Linked DNA regions of Homo sapiens: region 1 is linked to region 2. Evidence: chromatin loops called from intact Hi-C (ENCODE). Cell type or tissue: Caco-2. All regions are shown on one strand. Links, peaks and the distances in the headings refer to the core of each region. The heading gives the core; the rest is flanking DNA.

Evidence for each region. Peaks named below come from ENCODE experiments on the same cell type or tissue, not always from the same donor. Only the 100,000 strongest peaks of a DNase experiment are listed, where the experiment ranks them.
Region 1: it touches region 2 in a loop (5-fold over the local background); 1 of 110 quality-filtered maps calls a loop at or near these places.

The regions. Positions count from the first base shown.
Region 1 is chr5:31,084,283-31,100,309 of GRCh38, reverse strand. No RefSeq gene overlaps it. Among named protein-coding and RNA genes, the nearest start is that of CDH6, 100 kb to the left of the region's middle. In Caco-2, for the core only: no CTCF peak of the experiment used is centred there; no DNase peak of the experiment used is centred there.
Region 2 is chr5:31,152,930-31,168,956 of GRCh38, reverse strand. No RefSeq gene overlaps it. Among named protein-coding and RNA genes, the nearest start is that of CDH6, 33 kb to the left of the region's middle. In Caco-2, for the core only: no CTCF peak of the experiment used is centred there; a DNase peak (open chromatin) is centred at 7,036.

The DNA of each region.
Region 1 (16,027 bases), core at 7,277-11,276, 71 kb after region 2:
GTTCACCGCAGTGTGCCTCCCCAGTATGATTATAATGTGGGAAGTCACGTGGAAAGGTTTGGTAATCTCTCCGTAGACATGTGTTCTTAGGCTTAGCTGCACTTCAGGATCATCTGGGGAACTTCAGGCTTTAAAACGCACTTCTAGCCCCCACAAAACAATCAAATAATAATTTCTGGGTAAGGTCTGGGCGTTGAAATTTAAAATATGCTCCCTGGATGACTTGAATGTGCAGCTGTGCCTGGGTACTGCTGCTTTGGACTGAAATTCAGACTAGAGGAAAGGGATTCCAGAGGGACAGGGTGAGCAGGAGAAACACCTGGAAGGAGATGAGGTAGGTTTCTGTGGCTTGATTGAGGCTAGAAGGTGAGGGGCCAGGTTGGGACTGAGTGAGGCCCAGAGAATTCTCCCTCTAAAGGGCTTAACTTTGTCATTTACCCCCGGAATCTAGGAATAACCACTAGTGTTGCTCAGCTGTACATTTCTATGTCCTACACTGCAATTCCTGTTAACTGCTGGAGGTCACAGCTTGCAGGAAGAAGTGTTGTCTGTTCCACACATCTCTGTTGCTCTCAGAGAAGAAAAAGCCTCATACTGGAACTCCTAGGTCTAAGACTTTCCACTTTGATTGACACTGAGGTGAACCATGATCTGGCGTGAAGCTGGAAATACTTGTTTGCGGGAGACACTTCCAAGTGGACAACTAGGGGAAATGAGGCAGAAATGTTGCTTTCCCAGCATAATACTTGAAACTTGGAGTTTCAATTCAATGTTTGAATTGCAGGCAGAAAAATACAGTAACTCATAATGTAAAATACAGTAACTCATAATGTGTATATGTGTGAATAGAACATGCACATCTTCCACCTTCCTCATTACCAGATATTCGTGATCTAGGGAAGCAGACCAATTTACCCAAAACCAGTCCAATAAATGATCAAGTAAGTGAATAGCCAATTCTTCAAATAGCCAGCATGCCAATTTATCCAATTGTATCCATTCGCCAAAAACTTTGGATATTCAAAAGCAGATGAAAAAAATCACATCACATTGAAATGTAAACCTTTGTTGCTAGAAACACAAATTAAGGCTTATGTACTAATTGAAGGTATTGGTGTGGAATAGTAAACATACCTACACTTTATTTTAAAAATAAAAAGTAAATAACTTTTAGACATGCGTAACAGAAATCAGAAGAGGCCAAAATAATCATGTCACGCAAAAAAATATGGGTTCTAATAAGGGTGATGTGTTGACGTGGCAGTTGTTAGTAAAGAGATTCAAGACAGAACTTGCATACCTTTCAAAGTCATGGTCAGGAAGTGAGAATGCATGGGAGGGATCACTACCACTTATGATAACAATGGAAAGACAGTAAGCACGAGTGAAAAGAGCAATACATGGCTAAAAAAACCCCACATGAATTTGGTTAAATCTTAAAAATAGTAAAACCTTAAATATGCTAAATAGACAGGAAATTTGAATTAGGGAAAGACAAGAACAATCATGTTCTACGTTAAATGTTGGCTATTAATTGCTAGAAATCACATACTAATGTTGGTATACTACATGAAAGTTAGTAAATGAATCTCAACATTTTCTAAAAGCAGAAATGACATAAAAGAACTGGAGAAACATCAGCATAAACTGGAAATTTCCATATAAAATTCTGAAATAAAAATCAGTCAACTAAAACCTTGCAGGAATCCTCACTATATCAGAAACCATCCCATCATATATATTGCTAGAAGCTTTATCAGTAGTTGCTTTTTAAAAACAAATATTTTGATCAATAGATTAGTTAATAAATATGGCAGTTGGCCATTCAGCATGTGGATTTTTTTTGTGTGTGTGAATTGACTAGAACAATAAGGTACATAGAGACAGTAGAATTAGCCTCCTTTTCTAGAGAAACTAGGTTAATTTCATAGATAAAGGAACAAAGTTTATATCTGTTTTGTTTGTCTAAGGGTATGGTTCCATTTTCCTTAGAAATCTGAAGATTATAGAGTACATTATTTAAGTTCATGTCTGACCTTTGAGAGGCACAACAAAAATAGTTCACAAAGCATATTAATTAAAGGATATTAGATAAGAAATATAAAATGTAGTACAGCTAATTGCCAGAAAATCTCCTACCAAGCTTTTCAGAAACACACATTTGAGCTCTTATGGAGCAATGAATCCATAGCTACAGAGCTTGAAGTGCCAGTATATATGAGAAAATTGTCACTTCCAGATCTAGGATGGTATTTGGCACATGGTATGACATATGTCATGTTCACTGCAAGCAGTTTCTTGTGCATATGGTCCTTCTAGCTAGAGGAGCCCATCCACAGCCTATTTTATCAATAGTGAAGACACTCAGACTGAAAATAATCTTGTTTTCTGCATTAAATAGAATCAACTTATATTTGACCAAGAAAGCAATATATATTTTATTGATACATTGTTTTCCTTAAGCCATTATTGTAAAAAAAAAACTCCTATACTGATGGTATAGAATAGTTCCATGCCTACATACTAAATATTAATTGTATTGTAACAAGAGTTTAAGAGTGTTCACTAAATATAGCGATTTACTATGGAGTCTCTGAGTCCCATATCTGACTAACCTTAAACAAAAAATTTCCTTTTAGTTTTTGCAATTTGAAAATGATTTATAGTTTTGATATCCTTTTTTCTGATGTGTAGCATTGGAAGTTGTATTGGTCAATAGCATTTAAAGATGTAACTTTCAAAAAGGAGTCTTGGCACAAATTCTTTGCTTATGTCTGACCACTCTGATATGCTAAGTAACTAACAGGTAAATGCAACATGTTAAGTAAAACCAAATTCATTCCCTTTTAATAGGTATTTAAATGAAAATAACTTGGCACATCATTTGTGAATTCTAATTTGGTTGTTTTCTTTCAAAAACCCAGGAAAGTAATTTTAGAAACTAAAATAGACCATGATTTAAATGCTCTTTTTTGTTGTTGTTGTTTTTGAGATGGGGTCTCACTATGTTGCCCAGGCTGGTCTCAAACTTCTGGGCTCAAGTGATCCTCCTGCCTGGGCCTCCTAGAGTGCTGGGATTGCAGGTGTAAGCCACTATGCCTGGCCTAAATATACTTTCTAATAGTGGAAAAATGATTTAAAAAATATGTTTTACTTGTGTGTCATATAAATTTTTATAAACATTAAGAACATTCAGAGGTAAACTTCAGTGGCTATTTTTAAGTGTTGGAAAGTACCAAGGAATTATTATTAATATCAAATAAATGGAATCCAGAAATGCCCAAGAATTCAGAAAAAAAAACCAAAACCTAACATTTCAGTCAAAAGAATAATTCTTCACACTGCTAAAGAAATCTTTATCACAGGATTTGTAAGAATGGTTTAGCACTTTTACCAATATTCTATGACCTCAGAGCCACAGAATCTAGACATTGGTAAATTACAATGAGATGACAGTGTCATGCTTTCTATGGTAGTACCATCTTTGGTGCAGTCTCCACAAGCAAGAGCCCTTTAACTGTATCTCTCTTTCAGATTGTTTTTGGCTGGGTTACAGTGACTGTCCTAAGAGTTTGTTTCAGATAATCTGGCTTTCTTCCTTCTGGGCGTATGGTAGAACTGGACTGACTCATTCTCTTTAGATTCAACATGACCATGTGACTTGATTTGAACAATGAAATATGATTGGAGTCGATGTTTCACTCTGGGTGGAAGCTTTAAAAGACTTTGTGCCATTTTGCTGTGCTCGGTTTCCCTCTGCCACAGTGATGGGTACTTCTCCACGGAAGAGTTCTGTCAGCTTGGTTCCTGGAGACAGAGAGGACACATGGAACCCCCAGCTGGCCCGGTGGACATGAGAAATGAGCCTTTGTGGTTACAAGTCATTAAGATTTGGGAGACTGTTTATTCCTGCTGCATGTTTTCCATCCTTACTTCCTTAACAGTAATAAAAGTAATAGATTAGCTCCTCTCCCAGAAAAGAAAACCAACTAAAAGAATGTATCACAAAGTATTTACTAAAGAGATAGCACATTTTCTATAACATGTGAAAAAATATAAAATGAGAAATCAATTACTTTAACTGTGCTTTACAAAATTGTATTTGATTTTAATGTGAGATAAAGAATTTATCACTGTCCCTGCATCATTTTATTTTATTAGATAGGGGTCAGGAAACTTTTTTTTTGTACATGAACAGATGGTAAATATTTTAGGGTTTGTAGGCCATACTTTCTCTATCACAGTGACTCAACTCTGTCACTGTAGCCTGAAATTAGCCATAGACAATATGTGAATGAATGGGCATGTTTGCAATGTTCTAATAAAACTTACAAAAACAGATGGCTGGCCTGATTTGGCCTGGTGACTAGAGTTTGCCAACCTCTGCTATTATTAATAGATAACATACTTATAAGATCCAATATTATTAGTCCTAATAATACTGACATCTCTTATATTTTCCTATGTGACCCGAGCAAACATATTTTTAAAAAGTGAGTTGCATTTTGTTTTTTACCAAGTTCCAACTAGTTTTGTGGTATAGGTGGCATAATTATCATCAATGGAGAAATTATATTTACTATACAGTATCTAGGATGCATTACAAGTTCTGATTTACTAAATTATATGATTTTTAACTAATTTAAACATTTTATTTTATCTTAACAGGTAAAGCCATTGAAGCACATTGAGACAAGAGGTTTGTCTGAAGTCATGGAGGGGGGTTGCAGAAGAGTGAGATCTAAAACCTTGGTTTTTGGGCATCCCCCTATTTCTATTTTATTTCCATTATTACACACTGGCTTCCAAATGAATAGAATAAGTTTAGAAGGATTAGGCCAAGAATTTTAAACAGGTTTAAAATTTAAAGACTTTATTTGGACTTTATCCTGGACGTTATTTAAAGATTGTGGGAACTGATTTTAGTTAATATTGAATAGAGCATGTGTTAAATGAATGTATGTGAATATGCACGAAATGCATTAAGCTTCAGTTTCAGGTTTTTTTCAAGGTAGGAGGGAAAGAAAGATGTAGAGTCCTGCTATTACCCTAATTTATGATGTTTACTTATTCCTACCTATCTGACTAATGCTCCTTTTGTTCTCTTTATAATTCTCAGTTTGTATCTACTACCTCTGTCCCCCCAAGAGCTGCAAACATTAGCTGATTAATACTCAGTCTTCTTAGCTGCTGTGATCAGTAGAAGTAATCTCTCATAGCATGTTGATATCTAAATCAACATAATATATCTAAATCACCTTTGCTAATCTGTTGGAATTTGCTTAGTGTTTCCTGAGCTTATATCTCCACTACCACAATATGTTTGGAAAAAGAAGTACCCAGGACATAAAGATATGAGAATTCAATTCTGTAAAAGAGAATAGATTTCACTTTTGCAGTTTGAAACGTTTCATCAAAGTCTTTTTTAAAAAAGTTTTGTTTTCTTTTTTTTCCAGTTCAAGTTATTCTGAAGAGAGTTTTTCCACATACAAACTGCCAACTTGGCCATTTTCCTATCTATCTATCTATCTATCTATCTATCTATCTATCCACCCATGCATATATTTTTGTTCTTTTTTTTTTTTTTTTTTTTTTTTTGAGACAGAGTCTTGCTCTGTTGCCCAGGCTGGAGTGCAGTGACATGATCTTGGCTCACTGCAACCTCCGCCTCCCAGGTTCAAACAATTTTACTGCCTCAGCTTCATGAGTAGCTGGGATTAGCAGTGCCTGCCATCACACCCGGCTAATTTTTGTATTTTTAGCAGAGAAGGGGTTTCGCCATGTTGCTCAGGCTGGTCTGGAACTCCTGACCTCAAGTGATCCACTTGCTTTGGCCTCCCAAAGTGGTGGGATTACAGGCATGAGCCACCACACCAGGCCCATTTTCCATTATATTTAATACTCTCTTTTTTCTCCTCACCCAAATAACATAGGAGAAGGGAAAAAACCCTTGAGGCTAGAAAGAGAAGTAATATTTTGGAAATCTCTGTGGTTCAGCGGTATGTTATCTTGCAATTTAAAGTGTCATTTGATTTATTTTTTGAAGACTATGTTATGGACTGAATGTTTGTGTTTCTCCCACTAAATTCATATGTTGAAATCCTAACCCCCAATGTGATGGTATTAGAGAATGGGGTTTTGGAAGGTAATTAGATTATGGAGGTGTAGGTCTCATGAAAGGATTAATGCTCTTATAAAAGGGACCCCAGAGAGAACTCATTCACCTTCTTTCCAACGGGTGCGGGTACAGAAGTCTGCAGCCTGCACACGGAAGAGGACCCTCACCAGAGCCTGACCTTGCTGGCACCCTGATCTTGGACTTCTGGCCTCCAGAACATTGAGTAATACATTTTTGTTGTGTATAAACCACCCAGTCTATGGTACTTTTGTAAAGCAGCCTGAACTGAGTAACATATTGAGATTATTAATTATAGCCAAATCTTGATTATTTGTACACTATATGAATTCTCTGTCCATGCACTTGATCAGAGATTGAATTTGGCTACTGTGGTGGCCTAAATAATTACCTACCAAAGAGGTCTATGTCTTAATACCTGGATCCTGTTAACATGTTACTTAAGACGGCAAAAGGGACTGCAGATGTGGTTAAGTTAAGGATCTTGAGATGGGGCGATTACCTTGGGCTATTCAGGTGGATCTAATGTGATCCCAAGGGTCCTTATAAGAGGAAAGCAGTGGAGTTGGAGTCAGAGAGGAAAAGATATGCTTATGCAACCAGAGGTTGGAGTGATGGGCTTTGAAGTTGGAGGAAGAGACCATGAGCCAAGGAATGTAGGCAGCCACTAGATGCTGGAAAAAATAAGGAAGCCCATTCTCTCCTAAACCCTCCAGAAGAAAGAGGCTTGGTGCAGCTGTGCCAAGTGCCTTGATTTTAGACTTCTGACCAAAACTGTAAGAGAATAAACTACCACTAAGCTTGTGGTAATTTGTTACTGGTGCAGTAGGAAACAATTACACTTACCTCTCTGGGTTATCAAGGAATGGAAGCAAATTTGAATTTCCCAGTGAAAATCTACAAGAGAAAGAACCAGCTTTTGGATCTCAAACACCAGAACACATATATTGGTAAAACATAAATTTGCTTTGGAATATTTGTCATTTTATCTTCTTTTTTTCCTATTGGGATAATTGTGAGTTCTTAGAAATGCTACTGATCTTAGGCCAGTCTTCCATTTGGTGCCATTGCTCTGTGGTTTGCTCTGCTAATCTTGTATTTTCTTCTTGCTTTCTATAAATTTAAGGAACGCTGTGGGGAAGTGAGAAGCTGGCCTACCTTGGAGAAGGAGTGGGTGTGTGAACTTGCTTCCAATTAGGCACAGAGAATGTCCCCATTTTGTTCCAGGGTCATCACCTGCATGGCCTGCGGTGGAGCCAGGGGCCAAAACACAACAAGGGAAACTAAAGTCTCCTGTGACAAATTAATTGGAGGAGAGGATAGGAGAAAAACAAGCATCCCACTCCTTCTCTTTACTCAAGTGGTCTGCGAAGTCGAGTCGTGGAAGGGAGAATAAAACTCCATTTTGTAATGCTTTTTAAAGACGTGGCCATAGCCAAGATGCAGGACTTTTAAAGATACAATAATCCTAGAATTTTCTAGAACTTTTAATCATAAGCCTCAAAAAGTATTCAATCACTTGATGGTGGCACCCACAAACCCCACATGCTGTTGTCTGGCATAGTCAGTGCTCTTTGAAGAATACACTCACAATTCTCATTGTTTTATTGTACCCGTTATTCCTGGCTGGTCTCAGTTTTTATGAAGCCCAGAAGGAAAACCTGTCCTAAACCATCAACAGTTGCAAAGTTTAAAATGTAGATTCTGATAAATGCTGTTTTTATATGCGGTCTTCTCTCCTGCTGCCCATCGGGGATTGATTTGTCCCCCTTTCCCCCCTGATTTTAGAAAGTATTTGCTTTGGAAAGTGGTTATATGACTTATTGTCCAAGTAAAAAATAATTTATCTTTACATGGGTGCTGAATTTAAAAACTTAACATATGATTATGTATAACTTGATCTATTCTCAGGAAAGAGATGAACAGGTTAAGCAGTTTGTACTCACTGGGCTGTTGGTATTATACAAAGTAAGATGGGATGCTATTTATTTGCCTTCAATCCTTACTGGGGAAGCAAAACATCAATGCCTTGAAAAGGCTAGTTCACGAAGCACAAATACCAGGTGGTCTTACATCCCAGGGAAGGATGTAAAGCTAAAGGAGTGAGAGAAGAAAGTGGGCTGGATGGAGATGGTGAAAGAAATCTCCCCAGATGGGATGGGGCCCAGTTCGATTTGGAAGCCTAGGGAAGAATTTAGAAATGTGATAAGAAAGGAGGAAGGGGCGAGTTTAAGATGCCAGGGGACAGCACCAGCAATTCTGAGCTCATCAAGTTTGAAAGATGGAGAGGAGCCCTGCTTTGTGCATTTATAATCTAATTTGAGGACAGGCCACTGCGGTATTTTTCTTTTCCCTGGGATGCTTAAGAGAAATACGCTCCTCATTCCCAGGTGGGGCACAGCTTTTCCTCTGTTTTGCCAGCCTTAGCTGGTGAAGTGCTGTTGCAGTCGTAATGGCAGACTCTTCTCCAACAGGCACAGACCTATCTTGAAGGCGTAGCATCCTGTCACTTTTCACTTAGCATTTGCTTCAAATAGATGAAAAAAAAAAAGTTCTAGCAATTGGAAGTTTTGCAGTATCAACAAAACCTGTGTGAGAACTAGTCCTTACATGTAAAGTCTGCCCGTTAAAATCTGGTATCTCAGGTTCCCCCACTCCTCATCATAACCTGCTAATAAGGTATAATTTTGACATTATCAAGATTTGCACTTGTCTTTATTTATTTATTTGTGAACAGTTTCGAGCTAGGTGCCATGAGAAATAAAATGTTCTACCAGTCATGGTCCCTACCCTGAAATTTTGAAAAAAAAATTTTTTTTGGCCTGTCTCAGAGCTTGAAAGTCTGACAAACTCTGAAAAACCATCCTTTGAAAGTGAAAACAAAGCGGGTTACGTCAGATTCTGTTTTGAGGCATGGTTTCCTAATTATCTCGTAGGACTCAAAAACCTTTTAGAAGAAAAACCTAATTTTGGAAATAAACTTCTTTCCAAGAGTGAAAACGTGCCACACGGCTGAGTGCTGTTATTATAACTGAGAAGGAGAATTTGCAGGCTGCGCATGAGGCCAGCAGCCACAGCACCTTCTGTACTTGTTTTTCACTTGTGTGCTCACAGAACACTCCCAAACTCACCTTCTTCCAGCTCTTGGTATTAATGGCATGGTCTCCAACCTTCACAACCAAATATGACACACAATGGCTTGCTATAATAAAACTCCAAGCCCTTTAAGCCAACAAAGCTCTTCACATTCACATCAAGTCTTCAACAAGATTTTTCAAAACTTCCTCTTTGGGTACCATTTTCAGGGCCAAATACACTATTTGTTGTTGTCTGTGCATAGCACCTATTAAGTAGTGACTCCAGCATTTATCTATTTGTCTACTCTCATTTGACACTGTGTGCTGTACTTCCATATTTCCAACAGACTGGTGGGATGAAGGCACCTAAATTCAGTAAGTTCAAAGCCAAGCTAATTAATTTTCTCCCTAAATTACTTAAATCACCGACGTCAGCTAATTACCTCACGAGTCATCCTGATGCTCAAACCAGGCACCTCAAACTCTTCCACAAGCTCTTCTCTTTTGCTCCTGTCCTCCATCCTCCTCAGGGCCTCCATTCCCACAGAGCCTCTGCTTCATTTCAGACTCACTTAATTTCTCACTGGATTAGCACCAGACACCTTGTTTTTTCCCCCTGCTATTTCTAACCTAGTGTTTGCATGGCTTCAAGTAAAATATCTTCCCAAAACATAAAATTGTTCATTATAGTATCTTTTCAAAAACCGTTTACCCAAAGAAAAATATTCTTGAGATGAATTATGTCCTCCTTTGTAATCTGGCACTAACCTACTTTATTTTTGCTCTAGATACATAGAACTTATTAGTCCCTTCCCAGATCTATTATTCTTTGTTAAGTCTTTTTGTTTATCCTCATTTTTACTTGAAATTCCTCTCCACCTATATCTACATGTTAAAACACTCTTTTTAAAGACAGTTCAAATGCCACCACATCAATAACTCATTCCTGATTTGGCCCTTTCAACTCTCATTACTCTTTATCTCTGTCTCTCTTCTGGTGAATATCAAACTTACCTAATAGCATAATTTAATAGAAGAAAGTTTGAAATGGTCATCACAAGTTTAGGTTCAAGTCTTGAGCTTTTCCTTATCTGTGATCTTGGGCAGGATATTTAATTCTTTCTCAGTCATTAAGAAGTGGATACGATTCCTTACTTTTGAGGGATAATTTACTTTTATTAAATTATGAAGTGCTACAAATGTGATTTGTTAGTATTCGAGGGACCAGAAAATGGTTATAAGACTAAGGCCATGCTTGAAGGTTCTATGGGGCAGATCCCTTGAAATCAAAACTTATGGTTGAAGAGGCCAGGAGTGGATTTATGTACAATGAACACAATTAGCAGAGAGCAGTCCAAAGTGTCTTTGAATTGACAGTGTCTATCTCTAAGTTCATAGAAGTCTACTTGCTACCATTGTGTAAATAAAAATGCATGTTTTTTGCTTTTGTTTTTTTTTTTTGGAAATGGGCAAATTTGGGTTTAAATGCTGAGCAAACCCTCACTAGCCATGTAGCATGGAGTGAGTTATCTAACCCCTGGGAACCTCAGCTCCTCACCTGTAAAAACAATTTACTGGTAAAAATTTGCAAAAGCCCACTATGAAAGGCACCAATGCTGTGAAGCATCATTCCTTTTAGATGGCAAAGTTACAGAAAATTCCAAAGTAAAGGATGTTGATTTTTTGTAAGAAATGGAAAAGGACCTCAGTCTCCATGGTGTCCTGAGGAAGTGTTTTCAGCTGTTAGTCCAATCATAGAACTGGGGTTTCTACTACTGGAGGAATTTCAGGCAGCACTCTTCTCATCTCTGAAGCTGAACACGGGAAGAGTAGAGTGTTGATAAAGAGTGGATGCTTTCAGAAAATCTGCAGTCTGTGAGGAGAGTCCAAGAGTTTTCAGGAAGGGTTGGAAGACTCATGAGATGGACATGTAGATGGAGTAGTTTTCTTTCTTTTTTTGAGACAGGGTCTGGCCCTGCCACCCAGGCTGAAGTGCAGTGGTGCAGTCTCAGCTCACTGCAGCCTCAACCTCTTGGGCTCAAGCTATCCTCCTGCCTAAGCCTCCCAAAGATGTGAGCCACTGTACCCAACTTGATTTTCTTCTTCCTTCTTATTTTTAACTGCACTCTTGGTACTTGGACTTAGGATAATCATAGCCTCATGGGCACTCCAAGTGGTGTTGTTTGTTCCATTTTCGTTGAATAAAAGCTACACACACATTTTCTTTAATGCCTTCTCTTCTCTTCTCTCCTCTCCTCTCCTCTCCTCTCCTTTCTTCTCTTCTCTTCTCTTCTCTTTTCTTCTCTTCTCTTCTCTCTTCTCTTCTCTTGCCAGGTTTTTGATACCTGATATAATTGCTAGAGGACATGGTATACTTTAAATTTTTTTTTTCCAAATCATCTCCTCTACTTTTTATGGAATAGTAAAACTAATTTATATTATAATCACATGAAGGAGGGTGGGAGGACTTTAAGTTGCTTTTGGTTCTCGGCCTTTGACTTGTTGGTAAATCAAATACATAAGTGTTGTTGTGAGAGCTAAATACATAAGGTACATAAAGTAAACATTTTATATATAACAAGCACTAAATAATTCATTTTTTCCTTCTTTTCTTCCTATATTTTTCCCATCCGAAATATTTTCCCTGGAACTTATAGTATGTCTGATATAAATAAAAATAGATTCAGCTTGCCTCCTGAGACAAGGATTGCAACTGGATGTGTTAAGAAGGATTGTGAAGCTCTCTTTGAGTGCACTGGGAAACAGGGTTATGGACAATTAAGAAAGTTTGCCATGGGAAATGCCATGGGGACAGTGGTAGCAGGCAAACAAGGTGTTTTCCATCCTTGATGTATGTAGATGACATGTGGCTGTTCGGCTTGTGCAAATGTTCCTGGAAAGTTTCCTGTTAAATGCATAGATAAATGCTTAAGACCTAATCGCAAACTCAATAATACTTATTTCATTTTGAAATGAGGAAGTTCTGACTGTGTATATAAAGTTGCATTTTTCTTGTTATTGTTTAAACTCATGGTTCTGATAACTAAAATCTTGAAGAAAAAAAGCAAACAAAACCACCAAAATGTTGTGAAATGTTTTCTCTACTTCTTTAGTTCCTGAAAAACAAAATGGATAATGCTTTTGAAACTCAATTTCAGCATAATGAATAAAATGACCTATCATTAAAACCATTGTAGCATTAATTTTTGAAAACATTAAATGTACTTTTTTAGGAATGGGTTTTTATGATTGGGGCCACTTCCCCTTGACCTTTAGGACTATTTCCAATGAATCTCAATCTTTCGCCTTTGTCCGGATAAAAGCTTCTCTCCTTCCTGCACTCTTCTTCCTAGAGCTCATCCAAAGGCTAAAGCTAATAAATAAATAGGGGTTCTTTTTACCAGCCTACATCATGAGCCCCAGCAAGAATTAATTGATTCTCTATGGTCAACAGCAGATTTCAGGTGTCTGAGTAATGCTGGCAAAAGCTCTCTCTTTTTTGGGTGGGTGGGGAGGGGAGGAGGGCAGGGAAAAAGAGGAATATTTAAATTTCCAAAGCAGTTAACCTTAATCCTCTTCGCTTTTGCCCTAAACTGGGCTGTGTCTGTTGTTTGAGAGTGACAATGTGTGGATATTTTAGTTACTGCCAGGTGAGACTCAATCTTTTTTCATTCTTTCAGGACCTTGGGGGATCTTTTGCTGTATTGCTCAAATTCCCTCTCAGTTCCCCTACATTTGTTAAACTGAGGCCCAGAGATTATAGCTAAGCCTAGCAATGCATGCTGCTGTAATGCTGATCATTAACTGCCTTGTCCAGATGGTCCCTGCTCTCACTGACAGATATTAAGGCTAAATTGTTCATCTCCAGCGTTTCTTGTAGACTGCCCAATATGTTTACTGTGGTCCATTTACAGGAGAGTGACATTAAGCAGATCTGATGCTAACATTGTGGCAGTAGCCCTGATGAGGAAAGTGGCAGATCTAGGGAGCAATGCGGAGGATGCAGCAAATGAGTAAGTTACACCCAAAAGCACCAGCCTTCCGAGGGCAGCTATTTTAGTAATCTGTCAAAGACAGGCAGGAATTCCAGCTTAGTGCTCAGCTCACGCTGGCCTAGAGAAGATTAGCAGTACAGCAACTGACACCTCGAACTACTTTCCTTTAAGTCATGAAAACAACAAGCAAGCAACAAAAAAACACTAGTCTCACACCTACCTCAAGGTCATTCTCATATATCAATCATACTGAGATCAGTTGGGTTTCTGGAGACACACATCATGAGAGACTTACAACTCACTTGCGTGCTGCTTAGAAGTTGCATTTTCCTTTTAAAGTTTTGTGCTAGTGTCCACTAGATCTCCCAGCTCTTAGCTTTACATTTCTCCCAGTCCAGCTATCAACTCGGTTAACATCAGTCTTTATTTTCTGGTTCTGGGAGCCATAAATGCTAAAGCCAGAAGTAGCTTTTTCATTTTCCTTTTTTTTCTTTGAAATAATAGGCAGACACCATGTGAAGGTGTAGAATGGCTAAATAAGACGGCATATCCATGTTTTAAGTGGAGACAGAAAATCTCTTTAAGAGAAAAAATGTCAATTTTGTGCAAGGCACTTGGCTTCATGATCTCATGGATCCAAGAATCCACAATCAAATTCCTCCCATCAAATAACTTACATTAAAACCATTAGGTCTATTCATCAATTAAATTGTATTCTTTGGAAACTCTACCATGGTTGCACAGTTTCGAGAAAGCCATTAACTACTTGAGAGTCCATTTATAACCATTAATTATAAAGATGTGCAATTTAAATAATTCTGGCTGCCTTTAAAAAGCTAGGCTGGAGAGTGCAGGAGGAGAAACTGGAAGATTTGTTAATGACCTCGTGCGATATAGCGGATGAGAAGTGTACAACCCAATGCATTATATGTTGGGGAAAAGGAAAACCACATTGTGAAAATATTATTATGGGCTTTTATAACATTATCTATAACTTGTAACTTTTTAGATGTCTTGAACTTAAAATATACAAATTTATTTTTCCTTTGGAAACAAAACCACTGCAAAATATTTCAGCCATGCCAGATATACGAAATAATTGTGTTTTGCATGTACTAATTTTTAAGACTTACATATGTTTTTTGGGCAATGAAAATGGGCTTTCCATGTTGAGAAAGAATTATAATTTGAGAGGAAGCAAATCTAGATTTGAAAGCAGGAAGATAATTTTCCTCTAAGGTTTTTAAATTTCTATTCAACCTCGCCCTTTGATTGCAGTGGTGTTGAGAAAGAAAGAGAGTTTGGTGTGTGTGCTTTAGGCCCCTGAAATGATCCTCCTTTCTCTGGACTTCAAAGTATAGAAATTATTCCATCCTACTTTTCTACTTCAAACCACTCTGTCTGGTGGTCAGACTTTGAACTCTGGGTGAGAATAGAATTAGCCTTCAGGAACTTTGGAGAGATTTATAAAATCAGCAATGAACGTTTCTCTCCTCTCTAAAGACTTTTTGCTGCCATTCCAGATAACATCCTCGGTGGGCTATAATAAGCATACTTAAAAAAAAAAAACCCGCTTGGATCTCTACTGTCCCACTTTCTGGTTTTGAACAGCAACCCAGAAAACTATTATCTCAAAACTGGTTCTGGTCTTATGTGAAGAAGACAAATATGGGCAGGTTCCCGTAGTCTTCTCCAAAGGTAGGATTAGAAAAGAAGACTACGAGGATGAAGAGACATTTGAGAACTTTTCACCCAATTTCATCTTTGTAACTTTACCTGACAATTTAGATAACATTATTTTCTCCAGTGGTAGGAGATATACACTTATTTCCGGTGTTTTCTCCTTCTTTTGCATCTTAGGGTGACTGAGGTGCATATATGTTTTCCAGCATACCTTCATCATCAATTTACAGATTTTTTAAAAAGTTGCAAAAAGCTCACCAAAATAGGAGTGTTTGAGGAGATACTTGTTATTAAAAGGAACGTGATAAGCCCTTCTTGGAATTCTAGGCTTCCTAGAGTTGCCACCCAAGCTTCTACGAGAACATTGAGTCCAACGAGTTTAAAGATAAACTTATGGACATCCTTATCAAACCTTCTCTTCTTACTTTACCACTGTTCTTGTTGGGTGGTGTCCACATTCAGTACTTGCTCTCACCATCCATATCGAATGGTCACCAAGTCCCATTTAGTCTACTTTCTGTGTATTTTTAGTCTGTCTCCTTTTCACAAAACCCTCTACAAATTCCTTTAACTTTGTATACCTTGAATGGGCTACTGCAAATAGGTTTCTAATTTGAACAGGCCTCCATTACTACATCACATCCTGTACGGTACCCAGAATGATCCAAATATGTACATTTAATTGTTACTCTGCACTTTGATATTTATTAAGGATCCTCTATTACTTATTGTCTGGAGTCTATAAATGCCAGTATGGTGCATAAAAATCCCTCTAAATGAGGTTGACTTTTATTCAACCTCATCTTTCCCCAGTCATTCTTCCGACCTGATACTCCAACTAAGAAACTATACATGGTTACTGCAAAATGTTAAGTTATTTTATTTATCCTATTCTTTGCACATACTCTTTCCTATATGTGGGCAAGTATTTCAAGCACTATGCTGAAGAAAATGTTATTATGCCCATTTTAGAAATGAGGATACTGAGGCTGAAAGGCAGTTAAGTATCTGTCCCATTATTATTATCCTAGTAGTCATTTTAAAAAATCTCTGGTCACCATATGCTTTTGATTTTACTTATAAATATTTCTGTAATCTGCCTTCTTCCTTCTGTTTGTATGCCCATAATCATTCAT
Region 2 (16,027 bases), core at 4,584-8,583:
TTTCCTGAGAAGAAAGAAAATATAAGTTGCTTAGGTAATCTAATAACATTTAGATAGAAATATTTGTGTGTATACTCAAGTTCCTCAGTATCAGCTGAACATTAAAAAAATTTTGTGTGTGTGTTCTGTGAAGGTTACGGCCACTGTTAAAATTCCATGCTTTTTCCTTGCCATGGTTTAAAATACATGAGCAACAGCACAACTCTAGAGGGATTTCCAGTAGGTTGACTTTTCTAGAAATTAGGATCCTTAGGAAAGAAGAGGTAGAGATAGATTTTTAAAAATTCTCTCTTCTGCAGCTTTATTGATAATGTCCAAAGCTTGTAAGGAGATAAGATGTTCTTCCATAGGTGAATAGGGTCGTCAACTTGTTATGTCCATACAATGAAATACTATTCAGTGATAAAAAGAAATGAGCTATGAAGCTATGAAAAGGCAAAGAGGAAACTTAAATGAATGTCGCTAAGTGAAAGAAGTCAGCCTGAAAAGACTATATACTGTATGATTTCTCCTATTTGATATCCCGAGAAAGGCATAGCTACAGAGACAGAGTAAGACCAGTAGTTTGCAGGGACAGGGGTGGGAGGGCTGAGGAGGAGAGACGAATAGGATGAAGCACAGATGAATTCGAGGACAGTGTAACTACCCTGTATGATACTGGAATGGTGGACTATTGCATTATACATACAACCTGAATCCTATGGACTTTAGTTAATAATAATGTATCAATATTGGCTTATAAATTATAACAAATGTATTACGCTAATGCAATATGTTAATAGTGGGGCAACTGTGTGTGTGAAGGGGTGGGGGAGATATATGAGAACTCTGTTTTTTCTGTTCAGTTTTTCTGTCAACTTAAAACTGTGTAGGGGAGAAAAGACTTTTCTTACCCATTACTGGGTTCATGGCTGAGATCCCTATAACAACTGGCAGATTTACAAGAAAAAGGCATACAAATGTATTTAATATAAGTTCTGTGTGACATAGAAGCCTTCAGAATTGAAAACCCCACGAAACAACAGGGGAAACTGTATTTTTATGGACAGCCATGCAGAAGTATGATTAGAGGACGAGTGAGTGTGTTCGAATGGTAATAACTAGGCTGAATTTAGCAAGGCCTGTTTATTCAGATTTTTCCCTGTGTCCTTGTGTGACATTCCCTTCCTCTAGTATACAGTGGGCACCTCTTGAATGAGGGTCTATCACCTACTTAGAGGAAGGTCAGATATTTCCTTTATGGCCTGCTTCAGGGAAGAAGGGAAGGAAAAGGTCAGAGAGACCTTCCTGCTTCTGCTGTTTTCTCAAATGCCAAGGCGCCAGTTTTGGGATAGCATGTCCTGAATCCATCAACTGCTCTAAAAAAATGAAGTCAATTAATTCAAAAATTCTCTCTTCAAAATTAGCATTCAAAATAGAAACTTTCAATTCATAAGATTAAGGCTAGTCTGGGTGATAATTGGATGACATCCCATTGGAAAAGGGACATAGCACTGCTTCTTCTTTAAATTTCATATGTAAAGGGGAGGGAGAGAGGGTATGGGCTGAAAAACCACCTATTGGGTACTATGCACAAGATCATTTGTACCCAAAACCTCAGCATCATGCAATATACCCATGTCACAAACCTGCATGTGTACCCCTTAATCTAAAATAAAACTTGAAATTATATAAAACATCTCATATATTCATACATGTACATGCATATGTATGTATATACACAATACATAGATATGAACATATAAGTATATGTTTGTATAATTCTATATTTTATGTACATGCATTTTATATTTGATGTATAAACATGATTGTTGTTTCAAACCAGTTTTGCAAGTGAACCACTTTGCCCCAATATGCTCTCACCTTGAACCTCCCCATGAGAACAATATTACCACCTTTAAAGGCAACAATATTCTCTCAAGTCCACTTATGCAGTGGGAAACTTGTTTTTTTACAAAGGTGAATAAAAGAATAAATAAGCCAAACTTCTCCATATCACCATCTTTTCCATAGTTTCACTTCAGGATTTATAGAATTATAGAAAGAAGAGTAAGATAAAGCAATATATACACACATAATATATATATGTGTAATACATACACACTTGTAGGTTTAAGTGTGCACACGTGCATGTGTATCTGTGTCTGTGTGTATTTGTCTCTTCTGTGTGTGCGTTGGTGTGTATTCTTTTCTTAAAGAGCTCTAAGCTAAACTAAGAGTCATCAAACAATTTACCTTCTCTTCTATGGACAAAAGTCATCAACCATGTTTAATTTTTTCCTTTTTCAATTTCATAGTAAATGAATACCATAAATTGCTCACATCAAAGAATATAGACAGCTCTCTTTTGCATGTGTACAAATCAAAGTCTTTGTGAGGGAGACAAATATTCTTTGGTTGGAAGTGGCTTCATATTGTTTCCTTTCTCTTCTTGCAGGACAATAGTACACATGTATTTCTATAACAAGGTATATTCCACAGGGGAGGGCAGGAGAGTCAAGAGGCTTGTGCCTTCCCTGGGAGATTAGAAAGATAATGTAGATAAATCAATCCTTTTTTCCTATTTGGTTTTTACAGCAAAGGATGAAGAGAAAGTTGGGGAAAAAAGTTAGGGTGTGATTTCTGACGTGGATTCCTTACATGTAATGGGTCAATAATAGTTTTTGACATAATTTTGCATCCTCCAGATTTTCAAATACCATCCATTATAAGTAGGCTATTATGTTTACTGTGGCAATGCTTATGTATGCATTTATGGTTTTGCTTTTTTTAATCATTAGAAAGCATTTTTGAATCTCAATTTAAACGTTACCTCATTAGAGAGTCCTTCCAAATCTAATCTAAGCTCTACCCTATTCTAGTTTTCTTTCTTACTGCATTCCATTCCTTGACTTCATAGAATTTTACATGATTTGTAATTATACATTATTTGGTCACTTTTTCATTGTTTTCTGCCACCGGAATGTAAGTTCCACAAGGACATGAATGTGTATTTTGTTTCTCTCTGTATTTTCAGCACCTTGAACAGGGCCCGACAGATGGTAGGTGCTTAATAAAGATTTGTAGAATGCAGGAATGAATGAATGGTTGGCTTGTATAGCACTGTAGGTAGGAGCATGGGCTGTGGGACCAGAATGCTTAACCACAACTTGGCTATGCCACTTAATAATTAGGTGATTTTGGACAAGTTATTAAAACTTTTTGCCCCTCAGTCTCCTTGTCTGTTAAATGGGCCTGATAACAATAGTTTTTGCCTCATGGGTTTGCTTTAGGAAACTAAATAAATTCGTGTATGTAAAGAATTTAGGTCAAGGCATTTTCTTAGTGAGCAGTCAGTAAGTGTTTTTAATCCTTATATTTTCCTTTTATCTGAAATGAATTTGTAATACATGAAGCCTCTATAATGGATATCATTAGATACAGAAATACAGAATTTAAAAATAGGCATGACTTACTTATTTTAGGCGTTCTGGTGGATGAATATACAACAGTACATGTCTCTGTATAATTACATATGTAGAAGCTAGCCTAAAACAATACCACTACACTTTTGCTTTATAATTCACAACTACTATGCTATGTAATATTGTATTTGATTCTGACACCAACACTGCGGAGTAAGGAGAGAAGGCTTGGCATTGTACTGAGGAGGAAAGTGGTTCAGAAATGTTAACTGCAAGTCCCCAGATCCCATAGCGGGCTAAACTAAGGCCTGACTTTAATCCACATCTCCTGACTTTCAGTCCAACTCTCTTTATTATATTATCATTTACAGAATTATTGAGTTGGAACTTCACAAGTCATCTGTTTAACCAGTGTTTACTAAATACATGTCCAGGATTAACCATGTGCACAGCAATCTTTCCAACTCAGCCTTATCATATACCTCTCCTTTTATTTGAGTTAGATCATTATATTTTAGAAAGTTATTAGAAAAAACCTATTATATGCATATAAGTTAGATATATTTATTTTGATATGTATTTTCCCCCTCTGTGTGCCCATATTTGATTAAGAATAATAATCTAGAACAATGCTTCTCAAATATCATTGTGCATACAAATCTTTGGGGGATTTCATTAAGGCCCAGATTCTTACTTAGAAGGCCTGGTGTGGGGCCTGAGATTCTGCAATTGTACCCAAGCCCCAAGTGACATGAACGCTGCAGTCCATGGACTACACCTTGAGCAGCAAGGATATAAATCACTCTGTCAAATACATTTATGATTTTGTACATACGTGTGAGTGAGTGTGCATACATACGTGGGTAATCATCTAATGGATATTTTACAAGTAATGGAGAAATGAAAAACGAGTTATAAAAGGAGCTAATTATGGAAATTCAATGAAGAAAATGCTTTTTCAGAGAGGATGAGAACAGTAGGTAGAAGGGAGAGAGGTAGGAAAAAGTGTGACATGCGCTTCATTCTTTTTGCTGAGTGTCAAGAAGCTTTTGGATCTCTCCAGTCTGTTTCACAGACTCCCAAACCTTAACAAGTTCAAACTGAGCTAATTATCTTCCACCAAGGGTCAGTTACAAGAAGTATGATTCTGGGGGCACACACAGAGCCTTTGGAAAGGAAGCACTGTTTCTATTGGTTGAAGCCCTCCCAAGTGGGACCTATGTGAGACGTAGGACGTAGGTTGACAGTGCTTCCAGCGTGGCTTTCTGGCTCACTGATAAGCCTTTGGGTTCCCAGTTCAGTCTGAATAATTGAGCCTTTGGAAGGAATGACCAAGAACCATCAGTTCAATCTTTTCTGTTTTTTTTTTTTTTTTACACCTTGCCAGGTCGCATTGGTGTGCCCCATGGAATGATTGAGACTGGCCGGGAGACATCAAGAGGTATTAATGTGTATTTTGCAAGGAAGGTGCAGGAGCTGGGGCCTTACCTGCAGTTGCTGATGGATTTCTTAGTGAGAAAAATGGTGAGCAAATTGTAGTCAGAGCTATCTAGTGGGGCATGGTAAACCCTGTCAGCCAGTTAAATTTAACATACTGTCAACAGTTTGGGAGACCTTCACTGGGGCTTTTATTCTTTCCCTGGGGAAGGCTCCAAGTGGGAAGCTTCTCTTTCCTCTGAACATTCCAGGATATAAGATGTTCCCTTTCTCATTTCCTGGATTGTTGCTGTTCCTCCAGTGTCACAAATTGTCCTGTCTTCTTCAAGTAGTAATAACGTTACCACTTTCCAAACCTCGCCTCCTTATGCTCAGACATTTGATCCAGAAATGTGAGATATTAGAAGGAGAGAACATTGTTATAAAACTTACAGAGATCCAAAGAATCCCAACTTTGACCTGCTGAGACATTTTAGGGGTAGTGTCCTCCTGGTCTAAAATCATTAGACCAGAGTGTTCATTGTCCTTATGGTCTAAGGCCATGCCAGTCTAAAAGGAGAATCCAGGCAGCTGATTATCCTCAGCATCCAGAATCCAGAATCAAATTAGAATCCCCTACTATTTTTTTTGATTGGCCTGTCATCCAGGGAGTGTATGAACCAGATTGAGCTGGAGTTCAAAGAAAGGATAGTGCATCATGCCAGGAATAGTCAGGCTGGAGTTCAGAATTTTCATAATAGGTCTATATAAATTCTATGATTCTTTTGCCTTGATCACCATACATAGGTAATTATTCTTTGCTTTGTATTATTCCAATATTACTTTTATTTTTTTATGAGTCATACTGAACAGTTACTATCTCTCTGCATGTTTATTTTTCTGACAAAAACATAAGTTCTTTAACGAAAGGAATTTTGACTTTTGCCTTGGTATTCTTTTATTTTTATTTTTAGTTCTTGGGGTACATGTGCAGGATGTGCGGGTTTGTTACATGGGTAAACGTATGTCATGGTGGTTTGCCGCACAGATCAACCCATTACCTAGGTATTAAGCCCAGCATCCATTAACTATTTATCCTGATGTTCTCCCTGCCCCAACTCGATCCCCCAACAGGCCCCAGTGTGTGTTGTTCCCCTCCCTGTGTCCATGTATTCTCATCGTTCAGCTCCCACTTATAAGTGAGAGCACGTGGTGTTTGGTTTTCTGCTCCTGCATTAGTTTGCTGAGGATAATTTTTCTTGGTATTCTTAAGACATAAGAGAATATCTGGCACTGTAGAAGGTTCTCAAAAAATGTTTCTTGACTAGAGCTCAATGGGGAAAGATGGACTAGGAAAACACTATTCAAATTAACTGTGAGTTGTGTAAAAGACAGAATCCGGTTAAAAGGAAATTATTATTGATTAGTTATGTGTAGAGGAAACAATAGAATTGGGGATAGATATTACACATTTCTTCGAAGATTCTATAATTGTGTATTACTTCAGAAAAAATCCAATAGGAGTCTAGGAGATTAATGTATGTTTCTTGTGTTTTTTTCCTGCATTGCATTAAACTATTTAGTAATGTTTTGACATTTAATAGCTATCTATAGAATTATTTGATTGGGTGGTATTAATTTTTTTTTTGGTCTTAATGATGCTTATCAAATTAGTTCATTAAAATTAGAAACATCAGACTGAATTTCTAAGTGCCTGCCTGGGATGAATGACAACTTTGCAAAACTAAAGAAAAAGAGCCAAATGCTTAAAAAAAGTTAGGACAGGTTTCCTCAAGCTTTGTTCAAATATCCTGGGCTAGTTCGGGTAACAGTGGGAAAAGCGCTCTGGTACTCTGACTTAAGGACTGATGATGTGCTTATATTTGGAGAAGCTCTGCTAAGCACTTTTATAAAGGCAACATGAGAAGAGAGGAGTCGCGGATAAGCAGTGAACGGTCTATGAATGGTGAGGGCAATAACGAGCTTGTCTCTGAATCCTTGGTGATTCAGTGGCATGCATTATTTGCTAGCTTGCAATTCTGAGTTACTAGTTTACTGCTGGGCTGTAAGGTTCACCTTCTCTTGTTTTTCTTCTTATTTCTTCTGAACGCACACCCCAGGAAGTGAAAGTTACAACTTGCTTTGACAGACATACCAGAGCCTTTGGACTCTATAGACAGAGGGAATGTATTCAGAAGCTTCCTGCTTGGTGATCACATCCTTTGTTCTTTTGTGCATACCCTAAGTGAACTTTGCTCCAGACAAATTAGCCTAGGGCAAGGCATTGAAAAGACAAGATTCCAAGAAGGACACATAACACAGAAAAAGGGAGTGCTCCTTCATTTCCATGTAGGTTCCTATTTTTAGCCAAACATTTATCATTCTCATGTTTAATTCCTCCTAAGAATGCTAGTAATTCATGGTTTTATTTTTTTGTGAGTGAAATTGTTTCTGTCTAAAAGACCTTGAAGTTTTTAAGCATTGGTTAACTTTAAGGACAAGAAATCCTTATACTTAATGGGGAAACAACTTGATCAGCATGTCTGCTTGAGTTTTTTACTCTCTGGAATTTGAGGCAGCGTACAGATGTCATAGATCTATTGAATCATGCTTGATTGCAATATCCCACCTCATGAAAGATCTGAATTTCATTAAGCAACATCTTACTCTCCTGGTTTCTGATTCAATGGTCATTTTTTGGGGGAAGTATTCCTTGACTGCTGGTACATTATTATCATATAATAATATAGCACATATATTATGGTTGATTGTATATATATACTGTGTATGCATCTGGCTCTTGAGTGAGTTGAGAAGGTAAGAAGAAAGTTATATTTGTATCTTGGTTTACCCATCATTTAGCCCAGTACTTGGCACAGAGGGTGCACACATTATCCGTTGCTTTCTGACATGAATAAAAGTAAATCCTACTCTCATCTGAAAATTTAGTGGGGTTGCTTCATTTTTATAGAAAGGTGGTCGACAAATTGCTTTGAGCTCATGAGTGAACAATAACTTGTCTTCTCGAATAAAGATTGTCATCCAGACTTTTCTTTCTCCCATTTGTAATATTGTAAGAGTGTATGAAGTTCCTATTTCTAGTACTTCAATTCCTAGTGGACAACCACTCAGGCTTATCTTCCAGAAACACTTCTTTCATCATGTCTTCTCTTTGCTAAGAATCCTTTAAAACATCCCTATTAGGAAGGAGTAAACTGGGCCACTTTACATCCCTTGCAGTGCCTAGCGTGGCGTCTTGTACAGAGTTGCTCAATGGATGCTGATTAACAGGGAGATGCCAGCCTGAAGGTGATTCTAATAGTGGACTGCTGAGCTCTGCTTTTAGCCACATCTTGTTACACTCATGTATCAATGATGTGTTTGAATACATAGAATGTATGCTTATCAGATTTGCAAATGACCTGAGGCTGGAATGGATAGCAAATATATTAGATGACAGAATCAGAATCTGAAAACATTTTGACAAGCTTCCTCTAACAAGATGAAATTTAATAGGGATACAGGTAAAGTCCTACCTTAAAAGCAAAAAACCTTCCTGCTTAGCAACTGAATGTAGCAGATTCTCAGAAAAGGTCATCTGTAATAGGGTAGCCATATGTCAATGAAATCTTAGACTTATTTGGAGAACAGAAGGAGGAAGTTGAAGATCTCCCCTCTGGTATTGGTCAGACTCCATCTATTTATGTACAATTTATGTATGGTTTGTGGACAATTATGGGTTCCACATTTTCAGGATATATAGACAAATTGGAATGTAGTTAGATAATGTCAAAAGTTATTAAATCTATGCTGTTAAATGAGTACTTTTCTATGATAAGAGAAAACTCAGAGAATATAGAGTTTAAAAAAATAGTGGAAGTAGCATCATGAGGAAAAGATATTTGTCTGGAGCTTCATGGTCTCAAAGGTTTGACTAGCATTAGTATCTAGAAGTTATAGGGAAAAAAACTTTGGCTAACTCTAAGGGAAAAACTTTTAATAGTCAGCTCCCGATTAGGCCATAGCTTGCCCATGAAAACACTGAGTTGTCCAGTTTCTTTTTAAAAGAGGAAAACTCCATTAAGAAAAAGCCCACATGAAACTGACAATGAGATGCCACTATCCACCTATTAGAATGGCTACAATCCAAAACACTGACAACACCACATGTTGGCAAGGATGTGGAGAAACAGGAACACTCATTGCTGCTGGGAATGCAAAATGGTACAGCCACTTTGGAAGACAGTTTGGTGGTTTCTTACAAAACTAAAGATGTTTTTACTCTATGATCCAGCAACCGTGCTCTTTGATATTTACCCAAAGGAGTTGAAAATTTAGGTCCACCTGAACTAGATACCTGCACTAGAATGTTTACAGTTGTCCTTCAATAGGTGACTGGATGAACAAACTGTGGTACATCCAAACTATGGCATATTATTCAGTGATAAATAGAAATCAGTTATCAAGCTATAAAAAGACATGGAGGAAACTTAAATGCATATTGCTCAATGAAAGAAATAAATTTGAAAAAGGCTACCTACTGTGTAATTCCAACCATTGGACATTTTGGGAAGGCAAAACTATAGTGACAGTAAAAAGATCTGTGGTTGGCGGAGATTCAGGGGGAGGGAGGAAAGGATGAACAGGTGAAGCAGAAGGGATTTTTAGGGCAGTGAAACGAATGTGCATTATACTCTAATGGTGGATGCATGTCATTATGCATTTACACACAACCATAGAATGTACAACATCAAAAGTGAACCCTAATTTAAACTGTGGACTTGGCAGATAATGAGGTGTCAATGCTGGTTCACTGACAGTAAAAAATATGCCGTACTAATGCAAGATGTTAATAAGAGGGGAAACTGTGTGGGAACTGGGGGTGAGGGAGGGATATGGGAACTCCCTGTACTTGCTACTCAATTTTTCTCTAAACTTAAAACTTTTCTTTAAAAAAGGCTGCATAAGACAGTGATGGGGTAGGAGAGAAGGCCTGATATCCACTGGGCGGAGGTTTCTCCTGTAGTATCTAGTAAGAGTTACCAGAGATTGCAGTGGAGGAAGAGGGCTGATTTCAGCATCACAGAAGCAGTACTGAGTATCAGGTCCAAACGACATTTGTGAGATCAAAGACAGGCTCTGCAAGAGTCTAGAGGAGTGTAGGAGTGTATGAGTGTTAAGTAGAATGATTATTAAGACAATATGAGACTAAAGCCTTCAAGATGGAAATGGAAAGTGCAACAGGTTGTCATGGCTGCAGGACTCTGGTGTGGGCTAGCTGGTTCAAAGGCATAGTGTCTGGCTGCTTTTAAGTTTCCTGTCTCTGAAGGGATTCACAATAAACTTGGGGACTAGTTTCTAGGAATGCCACACACATATATATGTGTATATGCACCCACATATATACACATAAGCAAATGTGTATATGCACACATATATGCACATATACAGATGTTTATATATAAATACAGATGCACACAAATAGATAAGCGGGATAATTTTGTATACTGATAAGAGCCACTAAAAATATATGATGGAAAGTGACAGTGGCAGGATGGAAGCAGGAGGTTAACCCCACTCAGTGTGCTCAGGCAAGGTTCTGTGGAAGAGACAATTGAGCTGATACTTGAAAGATGCAAATAAAGCAGCACTGAGCACAGCTGAAGAAAAAACGTGGCAAGCAATGGTACATATTTTTATATTTACTTGTTAATATCCTGTTGGTTCCCCTTGCTTGTGAGTGTGTGAGAGGGCAGGTGTGTATTAGCAGGGTAGTAAGGATGAAAGAAAGAAATCTTGAGGACGCAAAGGAAGAAAGGTAAGTACAGAAACCAAAACTATTTCAAGGATTGGACCCAAGAATTTTGCAGAACGTTTTTAGAAAGACATAGGACTCTTGTATTTGCCAAGAATGAAATTAGATCATTTTTTCTTGTACTGGGTCGGATAAATAGTTTCCTAACTAACTTGAAAAGTGTGATTACTTTGTCAACTTTAAAAAGATAAGCAAGAGTTGTGAGAATAATTCAGAATAAAAATGTCTTCTATTTAAAAATTTTTAAAAACGTGAAGGATTAAATTAGCTAGCACAAACTGGGCACCTCTCTGAGTGGAACATTAAGTTGTGGGCGTGATGATTTTCTGTTAACAGAGGCGACAGGAAGAGGGCATGGCTAGGATCACTGTGAATATGGCCGAGCTATGCACACTTCAGAGGTCATGCTGTCTAAGTCCTGAGGAAGACAGGAAGTGATAACACACTTTCAGTCATGCAGGCTTTGCAAATATACATAGAGAGCTAGAACAGCTAAGAGAAGAGAAAAGTGAGGGAACAGGGAATAGGGGGAGAGAAGACAGGGATCATAGGGTGTACAGTAGTGGAATAGGATAGGATGGACGAGAAAGATGAGAGACAGAAGAGACACAGATTCCCCTAAAATATGATTTTGGGAGGAATATTTAAAAAAAGAACTTGAGAGAGATTTTTGAATAAATTATGGCTTTATTAAGAGACTGATAGATGAAATTTACTAAGAGACTCACCCAATCTAGCGTTGACCAGCACAGCGCTGCAGATGTCTTATGTAATGTTGCCTTTAAGAAAGTGGAAGTATCGCATGTCATGTTCTCTCCTCTTCCAACTCCCTGACCCTTCTTTCCATGTTTCTTTTCTGTGGAAATGGCAGAAATGTATCAGGCTTGTGATGCACCATCACAGATTTTGAATGGTCTATCCTTTTTTTTTTTTTGATTTGGAAGCCCTCAAAATGCTTGCCCATGATAGTTCAAATATCTGAGGAGAGGGTTGCTGGGGCTTTGCAGTGAAGAAATATTTGAATGGTATTGTCCATGATACACTATGTGGCTTTCACCATGCCTTCAGACTTCTACAACTGCAACTTCTGTCCAACAACCTCTCACAATGTCATAAATCTGCTAATTTAAATTCCAGGAAACCCATTCAATGCAGTGAAATTAAGTAATAATTGAAGTGGATACTAGCTACTTCAGCACAAAAGGTTTTATTTTGGTGTATTTTTAGGGCTTGGTACAACACACTGATACAAAAATACTAAATCACCAGAAGAAAAAAATCAGTAGTGTTGTAAAGGATATGAGAAGAGAGAAAAGAACAAAGGACTTTTCTCCAATCAAATGCAAATGCAAATGACCTGCAAGATTGTGAAAACAGTCTTTCTCCTGACAATGAACATTTTCATGCAGTGAAATCCGTTTTTGAGACTCATTTGCAAACGCTGTGATCTTGCTTATTTTCTATAGTGTTTGGTTATTTCAAATTGATTAGGAGACCTCTGATGTGGGAGAGAGAATCACTGAACTACCCCAGGTATTTCCGTAATTGGTTATCATGCTTAATTACAAATGTTTCAGCACAACCAATTTATTCTGGGCCAGATTTCCCTTGTCTTTCTACTGCTGCTCTTGCTGGTGCTGTTTTCTGTTTTCAGGGAGAGAAAGGAGAGAGAGAGAAGACAGATTAACCTTCTCCTATGCATGTTTTGGTTCTAAAAAAAGCAGATTAATGGATTGAGGGATTCATGCAAAGTATCCTATTAATAGTAGTAGTTAAAATGAAAGAAATGGAAACATGTATATATTAGTTTGTAGAGGGAGGTCATTCATTGCAAACTGTTACCAATCCCTTCTGGTTCTATTATTTCCATTAACTAGTGCTGGGAGCTGGAAGTTCAGCTCTCTCATCTCTCTCACCCTGCCATGATGCTGGCTGACCTTCATGTATTCAATCCACTTGCTCCTGAGCTCATCTGAAATAATGGACTAGAATGAAACAGAATATGACTCCACATAGTGCTATTCATCGTCCAGCAATCCTGAAGACCAGAGCAAGTGGCTAGTTGTGCCAGTGTCCCAGGCTGCAGATGGGGCACACATTGCAATCTCCATACTCTCATCTACAGCCTGGGGCAATTCAGAGCCAAATAATGAGAGGTGAGACCCTGGTGAGGGCAACAGCGTCATGCCTCCTGTCTCAGGAGGACCAGTGAAGATCCACACAAAGTTTGCAGCCCCAAAGGAAGATGGCAAGAATCTGTCTTTAATATTTTGTGACCAGAATAGGATTTAAGGAAAAGTGGGCATTTTTTTCAGACCATTCCTGCTGGACACTGCACATCACTAGGGGAGGTGCTACCTATTAAGAAGTGTCTCCTTACCAGTGCTATGACAGATATCTTGGCACGAAAGCAAAACATGCATTATGTGATGGAAACTTTGATTTCTGATTACTACTTTCAAATGTAATCGTTATTGTTGAAGCAAACCTTCAAATAAAGTGAGTTTTTAAAATCCTGACTGCTAAAGAATAGGAGAGGTTAAATTTGATCTAGTTTGATTCCCCATTGACAAAATTTACTGGATATTTAGGAAATTATAAAACAAACAACGATTGGTACTGGGAGGGCTCTTTGAAATAATTTAGGCTAACTCAGTCATTATTCAGATAAGAGCGATTAAGGGAAGTCAGGTGACTTTTCCAGAGGTCTATTAGTGGCAGAGCGGGGGGACCAGAATCTAGCTTTACTTCAGGTGTAGAACATGCCTGATAGAAAAAGCTTTTCTGTTTTCTGTGTATTTCCCACAACCAGCATCCTCCTTATGTCAGGAATTTTCTGTCCCTATAGAGTGATTTCATTTTACTTTTGTTGTGACAGGAATTACTGATAATAACGCAGAGTATAATAAATTATAAGAAGTGATGTTTTTTGTTTCTCAAAATTTATTTCAACATCTACTGAAACTGTGTTTGATTCCTGAACATTTGTGTACATAGAGAAAGCACTTTTCTTCGGTGGCAAAGATATCTGTTTTACAGTTCCTAATATTTACTATCAGTACTTCAGTAAACTTTTGTAAATCATTATTGAGGGTGAGAATTAATTTTGTGAAAAGTAGCCATTGGCAACGTTCACATAAGTCTGTGAGAAAAACATTCCAAATTGGGATTTTATAGTCACCGAAGGAAAAGCTCTTCTGTTATATTAGAGCTGCCAAAAGAATTCAGAACTCAAAAGATCCAAATGACAGCAAAGCAGATTGAAGCTGCTCTTCTTTCCACGTTCTCTTTTCTTTATGCACTCAGGGCTCTGCATCAAGAAAACTTATATGCAAGGGGTGCAGAACAGATCCAATTATACGGAGCTTCAGCTAATGTCTGATGCTTTAAGTACATTTCAGAATTTCTGTAGATCACTATAGAGCCGCCTCTCAATTTCTCAAAGTAATGAGAAAAGCCTTGGAATACATTACCCCAAAACCCATAGAATGAAGTAATTAGCATTCGTTACCAATTTTATTTCAGTGGCTAATTGCACTTCACACTCATATATTGATACAAAAAACTGGACAGTCAAGGAGCATCTATGATCATTTATTATATAAATACAGAAAGAGCGTTTGAAGGGAAGTTTTACTGCTCCACAGAGTCGGTTTGATAGATTGCTGTAATCCATCCAAAGCTACACTTGAGTACTGGTGAGTGGAATGGGAATGGGGGCAGGAAGGGGGGGGGGTTTGATGGTTATGATAGATGCCCATTAGATTTGAGAGGTGAGTAGAGCAGGGAACAGGTGGTTGTGGTGAAGGTGGTGCTGGTGACATTCCTATGCACATGTGTGCACTCTGACATTTAGGAATGCCTAAATGCATACCCTAGCAAAGATTCCAGAAACTTTGGCATGAGGGTCTACTGGGAATGCTAAACTGGGAAAATTTCTATTTGAGGGACCTGCTTTTGATTTTCTAGTCTGAGACTCAGGAGGTAGAAAATTCCAGTAACCTTTGTTTGAAAGTACCAGAGGGCTGCAGATACAAATACAATTAATTCTTATCTAATTCTTGGCTCTCTTGCATTACCACATCCACGGAATAGGAGAAAAGAAATACATTTTGTATCTTTATTCATGGAAATTTTCTGGAGTTCTCTTGTAAGCCAGGTACTGTACTAGGAGCTTTTGCTTGCATATTGGGGCCCCAGATTGAAACAGAAAGCAGAGGAAAAATAGCAAATTTGGGAAGGATATAAAAATAGAACAATTTAAAATGTGTGAGTATCACATAGAAGAAAAACCAGAAGAGGCTAGGCATGGTATTCATGACACCTAAGCCGGAAGGGCAAATGGAACTCAGAGAGACACAGCTGACTCAGGAATTCTAACTCTATGGAACCATGCAGTCAGTGAACAGCAACCCTTGAGAGAGAGAGAGAGAGCTGAAGGAATAAGAAGAAACACATTTCCCCAGCTCTCCTTCCTCTATCACATCTCATGCTGAGGCGCTCTATTGGCTGAAGTCAACTGGAAACCAGAACAGAAGGGAGCTCCTTAGTGCAGTCCATTAACATATGAGTGGACAGATCAGGGTGAGAAGGAAGAAGTGTACTGAGAACGCATGCTTTTCCTCATTTCATTGTGCAATCTCATTCTCCACTATCTCAGGGTGGATTGCATCAGGCAGGGTTTATAGCTGGAAACAACAGAACCCACTGGCTGGCTTAAGCAGGAGAAGATATTGACATCCTTCTGGGATCTCCAGTAGAGCTGGAGAGCCAGGTTCAGGGAGGACACCACAGCTGCTTACTGTGTGCCTATGTCACAGATGCCACTGCTCTGAGACTCCAGCCATGGTGGAAGCTGCCTTTATGGCTAGAGATTCTTCCTCATGGACCTTTTTCCTTGTCTTATCAGCTACTAATTCCAACCAGGGCATGTGCCTATGATTGCCAGAACCTAGATCTCTTGACTGAGCATCAGTACAAAAGAGGGTGGAAGAGTGAGTTCCCGGCATTATTCGCTTTCTATAGAATTATCGGTGCCTCTTGCAAGAGTTTTAGGTGAAGAATTCTCCAAATTTAGGAATGGGGTTCCAATGGTGGGTGGCCAAGGAGCATGTGAGATGCCTGCTACCCGCAGGTTTTATTAATTCCATCTTTAGATGAGGATCTGAGGTTCAGACGAGCTGAAAAGCTTGCCAAATTTATAGCTTTAGTTGGGAGTCAAACCTCAAGTGCAGGTTTTGGCTCTTTCTACTCTGTCAAAATTTCTCTCTACTTTCAGACAGCTCAATCTGATTTTCACTTTAGTGACTTTTTTTCTTTTTAAGACAGCACTGGATATTTTTTTGAAAGTGCAAATGATTCTAAAATTGACTTGGATGAAGAAATGTATGAG